Linked DNA regions of Homo sapiens: regions 2, 3 and 4 are each linked to region 1. The links are chromatin loops, found by intact Hi-C in ENCODE. Cell type or tissue: mammary epithelial cell. All regions are shown on one strand. Region 1 overlaps CARMIL1 (capping protein regulator and myosin 1 linker 1). Region 2 overlaps CARMIL1 (capping protein regulator and myosin 1 linker 1). Region 3 overlaps CARMIL1 (capping protein regulator and myosin 1 linker 1). Region 4 overlaps CARMIL1 (capping protein regulator and myosin 1 linker 1).

Evidence for each region. A loop is a pair of places that touch in the nucleus more often than their neighbours do. Peaks named below come from ENCODE experiments on the same cell type or tissue, not always from the same donor. Only the 100,000 strongest peaks of a DNase experiment are listed, where the experiment ranks them.
Region 2: a loop joins it to region 1, with 3 times the contacts of the local background. A loop is called at or near these places in 6 of 110 quality-filtered maps.
Region 3: it touches region 1 in a loop (1.9-fold over the local background); 4 of 110 quality-filtered maps call a loop at or near these places.
Region 4: a loop joins it to region 1, with 2.6 times the contacts of the local background. A loop is called at or near these places in 7 of 110 quality-filtered maps.

Annotation. Positions count from the first base shown.
Region 1 is chr6:25,357,015-25,362,014 of GRCh38, forward strand. All of the region lies in intron 2 of CARMIL1 (capping protein regulator and myosin 1 linker 1), which reads left to right. The region is part of intron 2 of LOC124901281 (a long non-coding RNA gene); the gene reads right to left. Among named protein-coding and RNA genes, the nearest start is that of CARMIL1, 80 kb to the left of the region's middle. In mammary epithelial cell, no CTCF peak of the experiment used is centred here; DNase peaks (open chromatin) are centred at 2,667, 3,077 and 3,817; H3K27ac peaks cover 2,501 bases.
Region 2 is chr6:25,469,988-25,474,987 of GRCh38, forward strand. CARMIL1 (capping protein regulator and myosin 1 linker 1) reads left to right here. Exons shown (of 37, transcript NM_017640.6): 10 at 1,182-1,270; 11 at 2,440-2,534. Among named protein-coding and RNA genes, the nearest start is that of SCGN, 180 kb to the right of the region's middle. In mammary epithelial cell, a CTCF peak has its summit at 2,526; no DNase peak of the experiment used is centred here.
Region 3 is chr6:25,455,964-25,460,963 of GRCh38, forward strand. All of the region lies in intron 8 of CARMIL1 (capping protein regulator and myosin 1 linker 1), which reads left to right. Among named protein-coding and RNA genes, the nearest start is that of CARMIL1, 180 kb to the left of the region's middle. In mammary epithelial cell, no CTCF peak of the experiment used is centred here; a DNase peak (open chromatin) is centred at 2,738; H3K27ac peaks cover 492 bases.
Region 4 is chr6:25,488,144-25,493,143 of GRCh38, forward strand. It overlaps CARMIL1 (capping protein regulator and myosin 1 linker 1), which reads left to right. Exons shown (of 37, transcript NM_017640.6): 13 at 339-442; 14 at 3,589-3,666; 15 at 3,805-3,881. Among named protein-coding and RNA genes, the nearest start is that of SCGN, 160 kb to the right of the region's middle. In mammary epithelial cell, a CTCF peak has its summit at 2,126 (motif pointing left); a DNase peak (open chromatin) is centred at 2,088.

The sequences.
Region 1 (5,000 bases):
GTGGGGTTAACTATTGGGGTAGGATGGAGACTGTGTTCTGAGGCTCAGCAGAAGTCATTGTGTTTTTTTTTTTTTTTTGGCACTCTGTAAGGTTTGAGGAAATTCTGTGATTTGAATGAATTTTTTCTCAGGAGGATTTACTTCTAAAATAAACGTAATTAATTAGATAACTGGAATTTCCTACCACTTAGATGGTTGTTGTCAGGTTCTGTTTCCTTGCTACAATTTGAAAGCACTTGAAATTTCAGATTCATGAATTTATACCACAAAAACTCAAAACAGTTGAAAAGTACATAGATGCTCATGCCTGTAAGCCCAGCACTTTGGGAGGCCGAGATGGGCAGATCACTTGAGGCCGGGAGTTCGAGACCACCCTGGCCAACATGGCAAAACCTCATCTCTAGTAAAAATGCAAAAAAATTAGCCGGATGTGTTGGTACATGCTTGTAATCTCAGCTACTTGGAAGGTTCAGGCATGAGAATCACTTGAACCTGGGAAGCAGAGGTTGCAGTGAACCAAGATTGTGCCACTGCACTCTAGCCTAGGGGACAGAGTGAAATTTTGTGTCAAAAAGAAAACAAAAATAAAAAAACACATTTTTTTGAGTGTTATGGAGTTATGATTCCAATTCTTTAATTTTAATAAGCCTTGAAAAGCTGCAGTTTACTCCATCATGAGTAGGGATAAGCTTCTCAGTATAAACAACCTGTAGTTCTGTGGTTAATGAAATAAGAAGCTTGAACTACTTTCTTAAGTTAAAAGTGCCTTTTCAGCAAGTAGATGCTCAATGAAGTTAGCACACCTATTTCAACTTTAATCAATAAGGTGGAAATAATGCAGTATGGCAGGTACATTACTTTCAGTTGCATTTTCTAGGTGTGATTATCTCAGAGTTTGAAATCGTACATTTTATGATTTTATGTTAGTGCAGGATGAATCTTTTCAGTTATAACTGAGCTGGCTGTGAGCATTTAGCCTGACAGGTTGGGCTGCTTTTCTTACTGGTTTTGTCCGTATAAGGAGTACCACAGAAGTACCTCACACGCATTTTAAAATAACTTTTCGGTAATAAAAATTAATATTGGTTAAGAATAAACTTAGCTTATCTAATGCGTGGGCCAACCATTTCTGAGCAAAATTGTGAGCAGAGTTTGTCTTGTGTGTTGGCTGTGGTCTTAAAAACACTAGCAGACAGTGTTATGTTGACTGTAATATTTCTTCTGTAGAGTAAAAGATAGATTTCATTTCTGGGTGAAGCATTGTAATTGGCTTATACTTTTGTTTCTGGTCATATTATGTAGACAGTAGAAAAGAAGTGGGAATATAAAGGTAGGAGAGGTATTACTTGAATGTGACGCATAAAAAGTATATAAGTAGACAGAAAAGAAGTGGGAATATACAGGTAGGAGAAGCATTACTTTTATGTGATGCATAAAAAATATATAGAGTTTTCTATTGTTTTGGGGGTGGGGTTAGAAAACATGCTATAGATAAAGAAGAGTCAAAATTAGAAAATTAAGTAAGATGTTTCCTGTTATACTTAAACATTGCAATACTTACAAAGCATATCATAAGGTATATATAAAGTGGTCATTATGAACTTTCTTTACCCAGGTCAAGCAACGCCTCTAAGGGGGAAAAATAATTTGGTGAATCCCCATACTCTATGATAGGGCATATAGAGCCATTTTATTATAAAGAAGTGATATATTGCTGAAGTGAGTACTAAGTAGCAAGCAGTGGAAATGTGTACCATGCATTTCTGAGAAATAATGCCTGGGAATGCACTGCAAAACAGGTGTACTTGGTGTATATGCAATTTAAGTAACATAACAACTTGAGAAGGATTCAAAGATGGGAATAGCTATCATGTGAATGAAGGCATTGCACTGTAGAAATATCTTACTATAACAATTTTATTATATGATCATTGTGGCCAAGAATACTGATCATTTAGCTTAGTTTTAGAAGCTAAATATGAAGTATCATCATTCTATGTACAATGTATTCTGTGGTGGTTGTGCATTTATTATTGGGATCACAGCGTGTCTTTTTTCTGCCAAGATGGACACTGGGCACCATGGTCACAGGCTTCTTGGGTGCTACTAATAGAAGGCTCTCTCTTGGCTTTCTCTGTTGGGCAGAAGTCTGTGAATGCCATTATAGCTAAGACTCTCCCATTCTGGCCAGGAAAGGAAGCTGGAAGGACTTGGACTCACTGATTTGTGCTGACACCCATTCAGCCCTGCCGTTGGAACTCTTTAATGTGCTTTTCAGTGAGCTAGTGTTTCAGAACCTCATGACAGGGCAGGCTGATTTCTCAGATGCATACTTCTCTGACCTCTGGCTTCCCCTAGCTCACTGAGGCTCGTTCTGCCTGTTGATGAGGCTCTCCTGGCAGATTTGACACTGGACCCAAGAGGGCAGAAGAATCAGCTGTTAAGCTGGTACAGGGCTCAAAGATAAATAAGAAGACACTCAGCAGAGCGTAACTTTGAGGCAGGCACACAACCACTTGGGTCAGTGTAGTATTTGGGGCATGTGGGTTTGTGTTTGGAATTTGAGAGGAAGCACTCTGATGATCCAGCAGCCTTTGTGCTCCAGTGACATGCTAATTTTTTTTTCCTGATATTGGGATTGCGTTCCCTTGACTATTGCAGCAGAGAAACTGAAATGGGAATCATTTCCTGTGGGTGCACTGATGTGCACAGTGGGCGGAACCGGGAAGGCAAGTCAGAGGCATTTTTCTCATTTCTGAATCCATGAGTCTGGCTTTTCCCTTAGGGTATTTGGGCCAATTGTTATAGTGTGTCCCACTGTGTAAATTGAAGGTTTAGCCAAGTCTGGCTGAATGGTTTAGTCTTGCAAAAACTAAAGCACTTTGTTTTTAAAAAAGGAAAAAAAAGTTTAACTTTTTTTATTTTTAACATGGCATTATTGGACTAAATGATGTTAGGCATGTTAACAGAGTAAAAGGGAGAACTTCTTTCTGCAGTTTGGCAGGCCTGTCACTTCACAGGTGTATCACTGTCCAAATGAGGGATGCCAGATAAGACATCATTCAGCCTCCCGGAGGGGTGGGGGAGCAGGTGTGGCACAATACAGTCATTGTTCATTGTCTTCCCGCTTACAGTATTGTAAAACCTGCACTGCATTAAAAATCCTATTAATAGAACATTGGATTAGGAAGAATACTTAGGCTTCTCCCTCCTTCCATCAGTTTTAAAAGGAATTTAGAAAAATCACTATTTCTTGTATGTATGAGTGGGGGAGGGAAAGAAGGAAGAAAAGAGAGACTGACTTTGTCTTTGAAATACAGAAGAGAACATCTTGCAGTGAGGAATGAGAATCTAAAAAGATAACCAGGCTTCTTGTAAGAAAACTTTCATAGACAGTTATTCAGCAGGCAGATTTTTAATTTTCATGTTTCCAGCTTGTTTAGTCTGTGGGGACTTTGATTTCTGGAAGCCCACTGGGATCGCTGCTAAACCTTACATACTTTTTTTGTTGTATCAAATTCAGTTCAACTACCAGAAAATTTTTTTTGGCAATTATTTTTTTCTCTGTCATGTTTTCTGTCCAATGAGAGGAGAAGACTGGGATAGCCAAGGCAAATGCTGCTCAAATTATTGTGCCCAAGAGGAGAGATTTGGCCCTGTGATACTGCAGGGGGACTGTTGAGAAAGAGTAACAGGGACATATTGGGAAGTGTGCAGCCTGGGCTTCCCAACTGATGTCTTAGCTAATTTGAAATGTTGTGATTAGACCTTCCCTTATTCACGTTGAGGAATGAATATGCTGACAGCCATATGCATGTGATTTTAGGATTATTAAGTGTAATGGAATGTCCAAACCATCACTCAGTTTTACATAGCACCCTTCAAGAACTAGAATGCCTGGGAAACATGGCTGTCCCAGTTAAGTTGAGGTTTTATCTGAAACCCATTTTGTTTTCAAACATGTTGGAAATGTTCCTAAAAATGCCTGAGTGTGCTTTGGGGGTGTGCTTGGTGAGTATGCTTTCCTACCCTTGAGTGTTTGAGACTTGTTTTCATTATGTTAGGGGCTTATGATAAAGTCTTCATTTTCAGATCTTTATGTAGAAGATATATATAATTGAGCAGATTTTGAAGTTTCGCTCAAATCTTGTTTGTATTTAAGAATACTTTTTCTTATTCATTATTCTGATTAATTTTTCTTTTAAAACTGGCAACATTTTGCAGGTAGTTTATGGTTTTGCAAATTAGAATATGGGTCATTCCTCTAAATAGAAACAGTGTTTTTGGTCTTGATGGGTCTGTGAATTAGGTGAAACTAGTTTTATCTTTCTCCTTCTACTTCTAGGGGAAAGTCTTTACCTTTCCCCCCCTGCACACTCCTCCCACCCCACCCTTCCAAGCTTGATCTCAGCAAATTCATTGACTTCCAAAATTCATTTATATGACTTTAATCTTAAGTCATCTTTATGAAAATGGCTTATCTTTAACTTACTACCTGTTTCAGGAATAGTTGCAGGCAGAGCTTTTTTCTTATTTTTCTTGGTATGAAAGGCTTTGTATCCTGCTAAAGGAATTTCAGGATTTATAGTTATAAGTAGCTATATTTTTAGTCATGAGCTTTGCTATGGTTTGAAAGTGTCCGCCAAATTTCATGTGTTGGAAACTTAATCCCCAAATCCATATGTTGGTTGCATTTGGAGGTGGGGCCTGTGGGATGTAATAAGGGTTAAATAAGGTCATCAGGGGGGTTCCCATTGATGTTACAGGTGGCTTTATAAGAAGAGAGACCTGAGCTAGCATGCTCTTGCTCTCTCACCGTATGATGCTCTCTACTATGTTATGACATAGCGGGAAGGCCCTCGCCAGATGCAGACTCTTGAGTTTGAACTTTTCAGCCTCCAGAACTGTAAGAAATACATTTCTTTTTCAGGACCCATAAGACAGAGCAAAAAATAAAAAGAAAAAAAGAAATTAAAAAAAGAAAGAAAAAATTTTAAAAA
Region 2 (5,000 bases), 110 kb after region 1:
CATTTTTCACTGTCCCCTGAAAATTTTGTTATAAGTTACTCATTTTAATTGTTGTAATCTTGTTTAACATATATGCATAATAGTTATATAACTACATAATGGTTTTTTTGACATTTTTTATTACATGAGACATGTTTATTAACATGAGACAATTATTTATTAAGCTTTTTCCTATTATTAGGTTGTTTCCCACTTTATCCTATTTATGCTCCAGTAGGAACATCCTAATACCAGTTAGTGTTCATCAAGTACTTATTTAGCCTTCCTATTAAGTTTATGACATCTTTAAACCTTAATTTTCTTATCTATGAAAATGGAATAATAATCTTTAATGGTTTTATAATGAAATACACATAGAGGGCTTAACTCAGTGCCTGGCACATGGTGAGAACTCTGCAAAGATATTTTCAACATCATTATCATAATCACTAACACTTAGTCTTCAGCTCTCCATTTTGAATGTCACTTTCTTTGGGAAGTCCTCTAAGTTTCATGAGCCTGGATTAGGTGCACCTATATGTATGCATAGCACTACCAAAATGGTCTTTTTATTATTTTATCATAATTGTATATTTTTATCATTTCATTCAGGCTGCTATAACAAAGTGCCATAGATTGGGTAGCTTATAAATAACAGGTTTATTTTCCAGTTCTTGAGGCAGAGAAGTCCAAGATCAAGGCTCCAGCAGACTTGGTGTCTGGTGAGGGCACAGTTTCTTGTTCACAGGTGGTGCCTTTTAGCTGTGTCTTTACTAAGTGGAAGGGGCAAGATAGCTCTCTGGGGCCTCTTTTACGAAAGCACTAATTCCTTCATGAGGGCCCCACCATCATGACCTAGTCAGTTCCCAAAGGCACCTAATTGCTAATGCTATCACAGTGGGGAAATTAGGTTTTTAACTGTGAATTTTGGGAGGTCGGGGGACACAAACTCTGACCATAGCATTCTTCTTGTCTGTTTCCCCTGCTGGATGGCACACTCTTGAAGGCCGGGACTTTCTCCTTTATATCATTGTATTTCCAGGATCTTCATCACGATGGTGCGTAGTAGTAGATGCTCATTCAAGGTTTATTGAATGAGTGAATGTTTTACTTAATTAAAACTTTGCATTGCATAGATTTATAACAATAAAGTTTTTCTTCTTTAGAGTTATGGAATAGTCAAAGAATGTTTTCTGTTACAGTCCACTGATGTCTGTGAACAGATCTTGAGGGTGGTGAGTAGGTCCAATCGACTGGAAGAATTGGTGTTGGAAAATGCTGGACTTAGAACGTGAGTATTTTCCTGAATATATAAATATGTTGCTTTAAAACTCTGTGCCATTTGCTCTTCTAATTAATTCATAGTTTTTTTTTTTTTTAATTGGGCTGATCACATATACAGCAATGTTTTTCCTTCTGGGAAAAAAATATCCCTATAATTGCCATCATCATGAAGGCTAAGAATTTGGTAACATCTCTTGATAACGGTGTCACTTGATATTTTTGAGAGTACATAGTATAGTTTTTAAGAGCATGGATCCTTGAGCCAGATGTCTCCTGGCCTTGCACAAGTTGTTTACGCTTTCTGTGCCTCATTCTCTTCACTCTTAAAATGGGGATAATAATAATGCCTATTTTATAGAATTAAAATTGCTAGGGTAAATGAATTAATATATTTAAAGTACTTGGCAAAGTGCCTTTTACTCTGTAGATGGTATATGTAGGTTTAATTATTATCGTTACTGGTGGTCATAGTGATAACATATTTCATATGACTTTACTGCTTTGCTTTGATCAGTTTTAGTCATTTTTTCTCCCTTTTCAGGTTAACACTTGCATAGTCTTTATCTAGTGGTTTAGTAGTCACTACCTAAGCCTACTGTTAAGAGCATAAGAGTTAGAACCTAGTAGAATAAAGATTTTACTGCTAAGTGAGGAGGGTTGACAGTTTCATAATCATAGCACTTAGTACATTATTTGAAGTTAAACATAACTAAAACAGTGGTTTTAATTTTTGCCAAAATGTAGCACTAGCAATTGTAACCTTTAAACTTAATAATTAGTGTAATCAGTTTTGCATTCACAATTGCATGGAATGAGAAATAAGATGTGGTGAATACTATAATTTTCATGAAAAGCAGGTTCAATCCAGGATTTTTTTTTTTTTTAAATTATGGAGGGGCCAGAAAGTACTGTTAATAGCACACAACAGAGTGCCTTTAAAGGGGCAATTGTATATTTTCTTTTTGCTTTTGGCCAATCAGAATGAACCGTTTTCTGGCTGTGGCTTTACAAATTCTCTAATGAGGTGTTAATGGGTATTAAGAAATATATGCTATATAGACTAATATTGTAAGGGAGGTTTCTCTATTTAGATTTCACTCTGTTCTAAGCTTTAAATGTTCCGTTCGAATGGTTTTACATTTTGTTATTTAATCTTATTGTTTTGTTTACACGCAGAGATTTTGCACAAAAACTGGCCAGTGCTCTAGCACATAATCCCAACTCAGGACTCCACACAATTAACCTTGCTGGCAACCCACTGGAGGATAGAGGTACTGCAGAGTTCTCATTATCATTGATGCCAGAATTGTAAGAGGATTAGAGAATTTTAATTTAGCCATGCCTGAAGAGCTGTATCAAGCTAAGTTGTAATTATAAGTGCTGTTAATGGTCCTGTTGGCTTCCAGTTCTTTCCACCCTTTCATATAAATGCTTATGTTACAATTGTATGATCTGCTTCACCTTTTTTGAAGTGAAACAAAAGGAAAGGAAGATATTATTTTTAATATGTTTTATTAGTTACATAGTCCTGCATAACAAATTACCACATACTTGGCAGCTTAAAATGATACAAATTTATTATCTCATACTGTCCTTGGCTCAGGAGTCTGGGTACGGGTTAGCTGGGTTCTGTGCTCTGGGTCTGTCTCTCAAGACAAGGCAAGTTGTCAGCAAGGGTTGTGCTCTCATCTGTAACCTGGAGTCCTCCTTAAGTTCACTGGTTATTGGTGGAATTAATTTCCTTGGAGCTATAAGCTCGATGTCCCCAGTTTCTTACTAGCTGTCAGTGGGCACCACTCCCACCTCCTAGAGGCTGTGCTCCTAGAATGGTTCTTGCCATGTGACCCCCCTATCTCACAACACAGAAGTTTGCTTTGTGTGTGAGGCCAGCTGGAGTACATCTCTCTGATGCTTTAGTTTCTTTTAAACAGTTCACCTGACTGCATCAGGCCCACCCGTGACAATTTCCCTGTTTTTCATGAACTCAAAGTCAAGTGATTAGTAACCTAATCATGGTAGGGATGTCTCATTACTGTTGACCCTTGAACGACACAAGAGTTAGGGGCACTGACCCCAAGCAACCAAAAATTCACATGTAACTTTTGACTCCCTCAAAACTTAACTACTAATAGCAGGGTTGACTGGAAGCCTTGCCAATAAAAAGTTGACTAACATGTATTTTGTATGTTATATGTATTATATATTGTATTCTTTAAGCTAAATAAAATTTTATTAAGAAAATCATAAGAATAAGAAAATATATTTCCTGTTCATTAAGTGGAAGTAGATCATCATAAAGGTCTTTATCTTGGTCATCTTCACATTGACTAGGCTGAGGAGAAGGAGGAAGAAAAGAAGGCCTTAATCTTGCTGTGTCAGCAGTGGCAGAGGTGGAGAAAAATCCACACGGAAGTGGACCAGTGCAGTTCAAACCCATGTTGTTCAAGAGTCAACAGTATATTTACTGCTCCCCACCCCCATATTCAAGGAAATTGCACAGGGCGTATACACCCGGGGGTGAGAATCTTGGGGACTATCTTAGAATTCTATTTACCACTATTATCTTTTAATATTTAACAAGATTTGAGTGTGAGAATAGGGAAAGGATGAAGGACTGTAGTTCACGAAGAGTCAGAACATTTTATTAAAAGTGTTTGCATGGGTAGAGAGAGGAGTCAGTAGGTTTAGAAAGGGAAACTTGAGAATTTGAATTCTTAGTAGAACACTGATGGACAAGGTTTAAGAAGGAATTGGTTTATCTCTAGTGGGACTATTTTGTTTTCATTTTCTGTTGCAAATGTTTTCCAGGTTTGTTGAATAAGGCCTTTCACCTTTCAATGTTATATTTGATGAGTATTAATTTTTTTTTTTTTTTGAGAAGGAGTCTTGCTTTGTCCCCCAGGCTGGAGTGCAGTGGCGCGATCTTGGCTCACCGCAAGCTCTGCCTCCCAGGTTCATGCCATTCTCCTGCCTCAGCCTCCCGAGTAGCTGGGACTACAGGTGCCCACCACCATGCCCAGCTAATTTTTTGTATTTTTTTTTTTTTAGTAGAGATGGGGTTTCACCGTGTTAGCCAGGTTGGTCTCGAACTCCTGACCTCGTGATCCACCCACCTCGGCCTCCCAAAGTGCTGGGATTACAGGCGTGAGCCACCGCACCCAGCTGAGTATTAATTATTAAACTGAGCTGAATATATGATATAGATGTTCAGTTTTTCTTTTTGTCCTTAATATGGTTATTGTTCTGTGCTGACAAAGATACCTAGGTTGTATTCAAGCAAAAATCTCCAGCGTAACTTGTCATCATCTAAAGTAGTGAATCTACAGGAAGGTTGAGACTGAATTAGAAAACTAGATCACGCAAAAAGTACCCTCATAGAATAAGCCAAAGCTGAAATTAATGGACGCATAGTAATGGAATAGGAGTTTCTCTAGGGTATACTCAATTCTTAGGAAAAACAAATGTTTCTCTATTAGATACTACAGAGAGGTGAATGTGACAAAGTAGAAATCATGGTGATCACTGTTTATAGGAGGGCTATTTTTGGTTTTGTTTTTAAAATGGGAAGGATTCAGTCATATTTATCGACAGACAAGAAAAAATCTCTAGAGGGAGGTAGTTGTTTGAGGAAGGTTCTTAAGCAAATGAAATCTAGAGTTAAGATGGACCAGGAAGGGGACACTTCTCAGTGTTTAGAGAAATGCAAATCAAAGCCACAGTGAGGTACCATTTCAAAA
Region 3 (5,000 bases), 99 kb after region 1:
GTGCCTTGGTCATTGTTCTGTCACCAAGAGCCCCTACTACTGTCCTCACCCCTCTGATTTGCCTAGGATCTGCTCTTCTTCAGACATAGGCCCCGTGTTAGGACACTGTGCCCCTTATATCATGTGATCTGTAGCCACAGGAACTGAAGGATGGAGAGGCATGTGCATCGTCCTGTCCTGGGGCTGCTTTATCAGTTATCCAGCCTGCTGTTCTCTTTTCATTGTGGACTTGGCTTCCTATTTCTATATATCTTGCTACTGCACTAAAACCCGTAAGATCTATATAGGTGCTTCATGGTAATTTGTAAGCAATTTGAATGTTGTGATAATGTTTTCTTATTTATTTACTATGGTTCTATCAGAACTGAATCTAGGACCAGTCCCTCTGTTGTTGCTGAATAAGCATTCAGGAATAAGGATGACAGTGATCATGCTAGATCTAGCCAGTTAGTCTCTGGAGAACAGTAATTAGGAAGTACTTGGAAAAATGCCCACTCCAGTTGTTATTTGTAAAATGTCCAGTTGGCATTTTATTTAAGTATATTCTTTCAATTTGTTCTGTTTTAGGTTATCAGTAGGCCAAAAAAAGGCATAGATTGAAAATTTGTTGTAAATTTCTCATGGGATTTCTCGAAGGTCTGTGAGCTGACATGTTAAAAAATTTAATTACACTGTAATTTGGAGTGGTAGGGAATTATGAAGGTAGAGGTACTTACTGGTGCCAAGAAGAAGAAAATATATAGCTTTAACTACATCGATTTCTCGTGTTCCTGACAGATTTTTAAGAGGAGCTAATCCCATCAATTCTTTGAAGACTCAATGACATGCATCATTGAGCTTCAACTTGGCTCACAAGAGTCCAGGCAACAGATTCATGCTTTTTTGTGTTGTCATATTTCTTACTGATCAGGGTGACATTCTTGAGTGTGATACTATCAGGAAAGAGTTCTGAGTGTGGATTATGTTTGCCAAGGTTGTCCTAAGGACACTGCTGTCATTTTTTCCTAATCAAAGCTCCATTTTTTTTTTTTTTTTAATTCCTGGTCTCATTTATAAAAGCATTGCTGTTTGGAGAGTGGAATCAGATGTGAACAGCATTGGCTTCTGTTTTCATTCCTGAATTTCTCGAAATAGTTCTGTAGAAGAATGGTCCTCAACCTGGGTGACATGAACTCTGTGGGGTGAACAAGATGATGATATGTTGGGGATGTGACGTTAATAGTAGAACTTGATTTTTGTCTATTTTTTTCTCATTCATTTTATTTATGCATGTGTGTATGTTTTGTGCTGAGCTTAATATGTTAGTGCTGTAGTACATGTATATGATTTATAGATTAACACATTTTTTAGAGGGGAGGATATGCAAAATTCTTTGCTGTTGGGGATGAATGATCAAAAAATATAGAGACCACTCATTTAGGCCTCTAGGAATGTCCTCATCTGGGAACTGTTTTAGGTATTTACATCCTTCCCAGAGTTGGTGAGTGGTTCCGCTAATAATTTAATAATATACAAGACATGTCTCTATATAAGTTAGGATAGCAGGAGGGAATAGCTAATTTGTGACATTCTTAACTTTTTAAAGCACTCCAACTCCCATATTCAAAGTAGATGGAATGGAGAAAAGTCTCAATTATTCCCAGAAAGGCTATCGAATGAATATGTCAGGAAATGATAATGCTAGGCTCTGAGTTTTACCAGCCGTTCCACGAGAGTGCATAATCCATTGTGTGCATGCATGGAGCATGAAGAGTGGCAGGGCTGTGCATTCTTGCATTAAAACACCTCCTTTGAGCCTTTAAATGTTTATAAGATTTGTGAGAGGGAAATCTTCACTCCTGTGGTAGGTGGATATACTAAGAATAATCATGATGTTGTTCATTGAATTACTGCTCTCTCTATTTGTGCTTTTCTCACATTGCAGGTTGTAGGGCTTGCTAGATGTCCTTCACATCCATGAATTATTTTTGTTCTTTAACACTTTCCTGGTATACTTAACACTGTCTATTTAAAAGTCACAGTGTTCTTAAAATTTCAGAGAGATGGCAGGCAGGGGAAAGGGAGTAAGGAGGGAAATTAGTACTGATAATAATAACTAGGAAAATTAAATTCTTATAGTCATACAGATCAGAAAGATGGTATCAGAACTAGGTAATCTAGGTTTAATAGGTTATCTAGAATGTAGAGTAGCGAAGAATTTGGCAAGAGATCTAGACTCTCAATCCCTTGTCAACTTCTTTGTTTTTGCATTTTAACTTTGTATTATAAAATAGCCCCCACATATTAGCAGTTTATTTTTGATGTTCAGAAAAAAAGAGGGCTGTACAATTGTGACTTCAGAATACATCTTAATGCTCCACTAAAAATACAAAAAATTAGCTGGGCGTGGTGGCACGTCGCCTGTAGCCCCAGCTCCTTGGGAGCCTGAGGCAGGAGAATTGCTTGAATCGGGTGGCGAGGTTGCAGTGAGCTGAGATCCACCACTGCACTCCAGCCTGGGTGACAGAGCGAGACTCTGTCTCAAAAAAAAAAAAAAAAAAAAAAAGCTTTAAAATCAGAAGCCAAATGATTGGTTAATTGTGATGGAAGGGATTTTCAGTCCTTTGATCTGAAAACCTGTGGATATACCATCCTGGTATATCCTCTGTAGAGTATACCTCTGTAGAGTATGAAGATTCTTTTGATGGTATGGAAGGCAAGTTAGTCATTGGTGAGATGACAGCACAGTGGTTAAGACACGGGATCATGAGTCACACTGGCTGGGTTTGAACCCTGGCTCTGCCTCAGCTAGCCTTGTAACCTTGCATATTTCAAACTTCCCTGTGCCTTTGGAATGTTCATCTGAAAATGGGGTTAATAATTATACCTCTCTTCTGGGGTAATTATGAAGACTGTATGGATAAATATATTTAAAGCGCTTTGTGTTAGTACATAAAAATGTTATAAATGCTTGCTATTTTCATATGCTTAAAGGTCTTCCTTTTTTTTAAATGAACAATTATCTAACATGACAAGTTTTCTTAATTGAAAAGAAAAATAAAGTTAGAAAATCCTTATGTTACAGAAAATTTTGGATTTCCTGAGACTAGTTCATGGATTTTTTTCTGTGATGCTCTTATTTTATCAGTTTTATGATGGCTTTTTCTTCTGGAAAGATATAAGAGAAAAACTTGATTCTTTAGAGTTTTAAGGGAAGGTTTCGATTATTCTGAAGTGTCAACTGACATAGAAATAAGGATCCCAACTTTTTCTTTCTTTCTTTCTTTCTTTCTTTCTTTCTTTCTTTCTTTCTTTCTTTCTTTCTTTTTTTTTTTTTTAAGACAGGGTCTTGCTGTATTACCCAGCCTTGACCTCCTGGGCTTAGTTGATCCTCCCACTTCATTCTCAGTAGCTGGGACTACAGGCATGTACCACCATGCCTGGCTGATTTTTATATTTTTAATGTTTTACATTTTATTTATGATTTATTTGTAAAGATGGGATTTCACCATGTTGCCCAGCTGGTCATGAACTCCTGGGCAAAAGCTATCCACCTGCCTCAGCTTCCCAAGGTGCTGGGATTACAGGTGTGAGTCACCATACCTGACCTGGATCCCAACATTTTTTATACTCCCCAACCAGTGATTAGACTAATAACAAAACCAAAAAAACTCTATGTGTAGTAAATTTACATCAGGAAAAAGGTTAGTGAATATTAACTGTCTCATATCTCTTCAGTGTTGTGTAAGAAATGATTGTGCCACGTGGCTCTAAAAGATGTTAATACTGGATCCTTCTCCTCAAGGTTTGTAGTCTTAAGATGTTTTTGCTACCATTTTAAGGAAATGGTAGAAGTAATGTTTGGAAATGTACAGGAGAATGCAATGTTGCCATGTTGCCAGGACTCATGAGAGGGTTCCCTCAACTGTTACAACTCCTTTTAAGGCTGACTTTACTTTTCAGATCAAAGGTTACATCATAATTAGGAGTTTCTTAGGATGTCAAAGCAAAACACAGTGGGGGATGTACAATAAATGTCATGGACTGGTGATGGTAAAAAGCTGTTACCACTTCCAACTAAGAGAAATCAGTTAATATGACAATGGCTGATGTTTGGAAACCTTTCCCCTTATGTCAATTAATTGCATGAGCACTTAGTGAAAACACGAGGAAGGATCTGTCCTGCCATAAACTCCACCAGGGAAAATCAGGTAGTCCTTTGCAGTGAGTTGGTATCAGCACAGCAGTAGGGAGGCCCATGCAAATGTCAAATTAAATATTTATTCATGATCTGCTTATGTGCTCACTTATTACTGTGTCCTAAGAAAGCCATCCAGGAAAATGAACTCTCAGAAATGAGATTAGTTACATACTGTCTTGTGTATTTTGTATTTTCTGTTAAAATGAGACCTCATCAGAGTCTTGATTATTACTGGTTCCATAATTTTTTTATTATATGCAAACTTGTTTGTCCCATGCAGGCCTGAGTCTCCCTGATCCTTGGTCTTCATGTTTGTTCTGGCTGTCATGGTGGCTTGATGCCCAGAAAGTAATGAATTCTAGGGGTCCTGAATGTCACTCTACACTAGACCTTGCTTCTTACATAAAGCGTTTGCTGAAGTACTTCCTAGGCACTTGGTCTTACACTGTAAGCTCCTCATTCTCAGCATATTGCAGCCAGGCTGAGAGGTATTAAGGATCTAAGAAATTGAGGTTTTACATGTTGGTATGTGTAGCTATAATTTATTAACTTCTGTTTCTATTTCATATTCTAATGTATGAACATTCCATAATTTATCCATTCTAGTGAATGTTGGTCAGACATTTTGGTTAGTGTATTGTCTGTTATCTGTAATGCTGCTAAGGCCATCCTTGTACTTGTCTCCTTAGAGAAAAGTATGCAGATGTGTACTAGGATGGAAATCATTGTAAATTTAACCACTTATGTCCACCATTTAACACAAGAAATAGGCTACTGCCTCTCCTTAAAAGACTTACATGTATCAATTTTCAATCACCGT
Region 4 (5,000 bases), 130 kb after region 1:
TAAGAGAAGGATAAACATTGTCAACTAGATTGCTTTCATCATTCTAAGGCTTCAGATTAAAATCCTTTCTGTCCTTGGACACATCAGAAGACATGGATCAAAGGGAAGCCAATTCATTACTCCTTCTGATTCAGTGAGGGGGTTGTGTCTTTGACCAACCTGTTCTTCCTGAGGGTGTATCAAAAGGAGACACAATCATAGCGCCACCTTTCAGGGACAGTGCTCATGGTTAACCTCAGTCCTGCAATTTGATGGAAGTGTTGGGCCATTTATAGAAACACAAACCTCATTTTGTTTCCTGGAGTGCAAACTGAGCCTGGATTTTCTTGATGTTGCAGGGGTGAACAGCCTTTCTCAGTCACTCAGTGCCAATCCATTGACCGCCTCTACCCTTGTCCACCTCGACCTCTCAGGGAACGTCCTTCGTGGAGATGACCTCTCAGTAAGTTTTCTTTTCTTTATTCCATCTTCGAAGAAGCTGTGTTTAATAAGCCTGGAATAATTCTAAACATGTCTTTGTAGTGCATTTTCCTGCCTCTCTCTTTGTCATGACACCTTTGAATCATTTAGTTACGAGCTTATGAAGTGTTTTACTGAAAATTCCAGAGCATTCGTTAATTAAATGTCATATATCACCACAATTATTTTTTTTTCTCATTTAGTGATGCTGAAGTTCACATTTTTTTGGAAGTAATGCTGTTGAAGAATTTTTTTCTTCATTTAAAAACATTAGCTTACAGGGACCAGGCATGGTGGCTCACACCTGTAATCCCAGCACTTTGGGAGGCTGAGGCAGGCAGATCACGAGGTCAGGAGATCGAGACCAGCCTGGCCAACATGGTGAAACCCCATCTCTACTAAAAATACAAAAATTAGCCAAGCATGGTGGCACTTGCCTGTAGTCCCAGGTACTCAGGAGGCTGAGGCAGGAGAAGTGCTTGAACCCTGGAGGCGGAGGTTGTGGTGAGCCGAGATTACACCACTGCACTCCAGCCTGGGCGACAGTGTGAGTCTCCGTATCAAACAATAACAACAACAACAACAACAAAAACCCATTAGCTTACAGGTTAAAATTGCCTGGTAAGGAAGATTGGGCACATTAACTGAACTTTCTCATTATTATTATTGTTACTGGGAAGACTGATGGTTATAGGTTACAATTGAAAGGGAGTATTGGGATAAACCTGAGCACTCGTCTATTCCGTGAATAAAATAGGGAGAAGAGTGGTCAACATATAACCTGGGGCCATTTCTTCGGAGTTTGAATATGAAGGCAAAAACTACTCTCTCAATTATAATAAAATTTTTAATGTAACTGAATCAATAATGTAATATTTGGCAGATCTTTGACACAGTGGATTAGGTATTATCTCATTTCCATATGTGGCAAATGATCCCCTCTAGTCACCAAGATAGAATTGTTTCTTTAACAACATGGCCTACACCCAGCGGCCATCTTTGAATGGCCTTAATTTGCATTCCACTGCTTTGCCACAGGGCTGAAAAACACTGTGAAATTTATTCTTATTTCTCTTGTTTTGGTTTACCTGTAAGGCAGGAAGTACAAATGAAGGCCTTTTTGTATTTTTTTTTCCTTTTCCTCTCCCTTGAACTTAAAATTATTTAAATAATACTTGATTCCTGGTGTGCCACGATTTTTCAATCCATTTTCCAGTTTCAGTTGTTACCTTCACTGACAGTTCATAAATCTGCTCCCCCCCAAAATAAAACAAGGCCAATGTGACACCACCAAAATAATACTGTGGCAAAGTAGAAGAATAGAGGGAAGGATAAAAGGAAAGGCTAAAGATTAATAAGATTCAGCTAAAATAGGAACATTAATAGTCACCTAAAACAACAAAATAGCTCAAGATTTCTTTTTCTGGCCAGGGTGGGTCCTGTTGTAGCTTGCTTCTGGGGAGTGGAACGATGAGACCTGAGTGAGAGTGGGCTGGAGGGGAGAGTGGGCGGGGAAGGCAAAAGTTCCAGGAGCCTGGCGGCAGGTGCAGGAGTTTACCTGACCCTGTGCCCTCAGGGAAAGCAGCCTAGCAGGGCCTGGCCTCTTTGGAGAAGTGTGGCCAAATAGTCTTGTCACCATTTCATGGTGATAAGAGCTCCCCCAGCTGGTAGCTGGGAGCAAAGCCACAGTAAACTTAAAAGTCTCTTGAGACAATTTTTGCCAGGCAAACAGAGAGAGAGAGGCAGAGGATCTTCATGTGAGAGCAAAATGACTTTTCTGAATCAGAACTTTTCATAACAACATCCATTCTATGGCTGGGTGTAGTGGCTCACACTTAGAATTCCAGCACTTTTGGAGGCTAAGGCAGGTGGATCTCTGGGGTCCAGGGGTTTGTGACCAGCCTGGACAATATGTTGAAACCCTGTCTCTACAAAAAATACAAAAATTAGCTGGGCGTGGTGTCACATGCCTGTAGTCCCAGCCACTCAGGAGGTTGAAGCGGGAGGATGGCTTGATGCCGGGAAGTGGAGGTGGCGGTGAGCCGAGATCATACCACTGCACTCCAGCTTGGGCGATAGAGCCAGACCCTGTCTTAAAATAAATAAATAAATAAATAAATAAATAAATAAATAAATAAATAAATAAATAAAAAAAAATAAATGTCATTCTGTGTGTATGGTTATTTTAAAGTGTTAAGTGTTTACAGGCTATTTTTTTGCTCTTCTGAATTCCTTGATAGGATTCTTCTGAAGCACCATATAGCCAAACTGCTACACATAGTAAATGTTTGCAAGGACGTACTCAGTATAAGCTTGTTTGTTTTTGCAAGTATCCAGTGGCATCCAGTGAAGCAGAGGAGAATTTAAGCTATTTGCCTGGTGGCAGGGAGCTTGGACTCAGCTTGTTATGGGTGGGCTCTGGCAGTTGCTACACATACAGGGTAATTCCAGAACAACATTGCTGTTGATGTTCAGTATCTCAGTTGAACTGATCTGTTGATCAGTCTCATTATTTTGATGGCCTTGAATGAGAGGACTGGGGAAGTTTAAGCATTGTGACCCCCTGAAACCAGAAGTGTCTTAGCTATTAGTGAAATTTTTAAAAAAGCACTCATATTGCTGCCAAGCCATTCTTGTTAGCTTTGAGAAGTAACTAAGGGTAGAAAAATCATTATGTCGGACAGAAGAGAGGATAGCCTGAGACCATCCTGTGGTTCAGATTCAGATTCGTAGTTCTGCAAACACTTTCAAAAGTGATTAGCATTTTGATAGAGTGATTGCAGTTCAGGTGGTATTTTAATCTCAGGGGTTAAAATGAATTAGCACGGTTCCAAAATTGTATAATAAAAATTAAGCTATCCAGGAAAACTAAGTCATGCATAACAAAATGGGGGTTTGGTTTTCAATATTCCATTTGGCCTTTTTTTAACTCAAACATAATTTTAACTATTCTTGGGATTTTCACTGTCAGGGAACCTAAAGGAATGACAGAAAATTCTGATAATCCCCTTGGGAAGAGCAGAGAATGATCTGAGAAATTCTGGCAACTTCCTTTTAAAACATTAACTTGCATTGTGTGTATGTGTGTGTTTCTAGAATCCTAACATTTATCTTTTATTTTTTTTCAAGCACATGTATAATTTTTTGGCCCAGCCAAATGCCATTGTTCATCTGGATTTATCCAATACAGAATGTTCCCTGGACATGGTAAATTTAAAATATATATATATCTTGCTCTGAGGGGTCTCAGAAGAGCTATTTAGATGGGATGTAGGGGACCTCTAATAAAAGATTCTCCTGGACCTAGAAATACTTGAAAAGAAGAGTGCCTTATTTCTTTTTCAGGTCTGTGGAGCTCTTCTCCGTGGATGCCTTCAATATTTAGCTGTGCTCAACCTCTCCAGAACTGTCTTCTCTCACCGGTATAGATTTATTTCTGCTCTCATTGTCATCTGGAAGTGTCTTCTTCTGAGAAAAGTTGTAGTGATAAGGAAAACAGTGATAAAGGGTGAATGTTGTATATGAAAGAAGGCAGCCTTAAGCATTATCTATGAATATTAGTCCTTGAACATTCAAGTTTTTGTTTTATCATTTTAAGTGTAGGTTAATGTTCTTACCAATAATTCTAGCCTGCCTGCGTGAACTATGTGATAATACACTATTTCTCCTATGTGGTCAGGCAATCTGTCTTAATATGGGAAAAACCCTTTTAGAAACTTTTATAGGTATTTCTCACGGGTGAGCTTGGATGTAGGTATAAACTACTTTCAGAGAGTAAAGAGAATAGTTATCTCAAAGCTCATGCATTTTCACTTGTAGAAGTAATCGAGGGCCAGTCTGACTACTTCACTTATACACTCCTGACTTTAATTGTTTGCAGAATAAGGCAGTAGATTAGAAGCATCAAGGATTCACAGACAGTAGCAACTTAGAATGCAAAGAGACTGCAGAGGAATTATCAGAGGAATTATGAAAAGTACATGGGTTAGATAGGTATGGAATCTGGGAATATCTAAAGAATTAATACAGTTCAACACTTAGCATTTATAATTATGACCATAAATTATAAATAATATTTTAGTTATATGATTTTAAATAACATGGGTATTGGTTAATATTAGAAATATTTTTATTTTTGCTAGTTTTTAAAGGCCTTATATATTTAAAAGGATAACCCTCACTTATTTGGAAAATTCAGTTTTGTAGCATGCTTTATTCCATAACTGTGCCTTGCAAATCAATTACTTTGTATGTTAAAGTACTATTTTTTATTACTTCAATAGTGATTAAATCTTTACAGTAGCAAAAATATGCCACAAATACCTCCATAGATTAAAGTTAGAGAGTGTGAAGTCTGAAAATATAATGGTGGGAAAAGTTGAATTTTCCATGATAACTATATTTTGGCGAACATTTGAGAGTTTTAATTGAAACCTAGTCAACTCATATATTTGAAGCCAGCTTATAAAGCCATGCTTTGGTGGAGGAGTAATTGACTGGGGAACTAGGTTACAAGATGAAAGCACAGACTATAAAGGTTT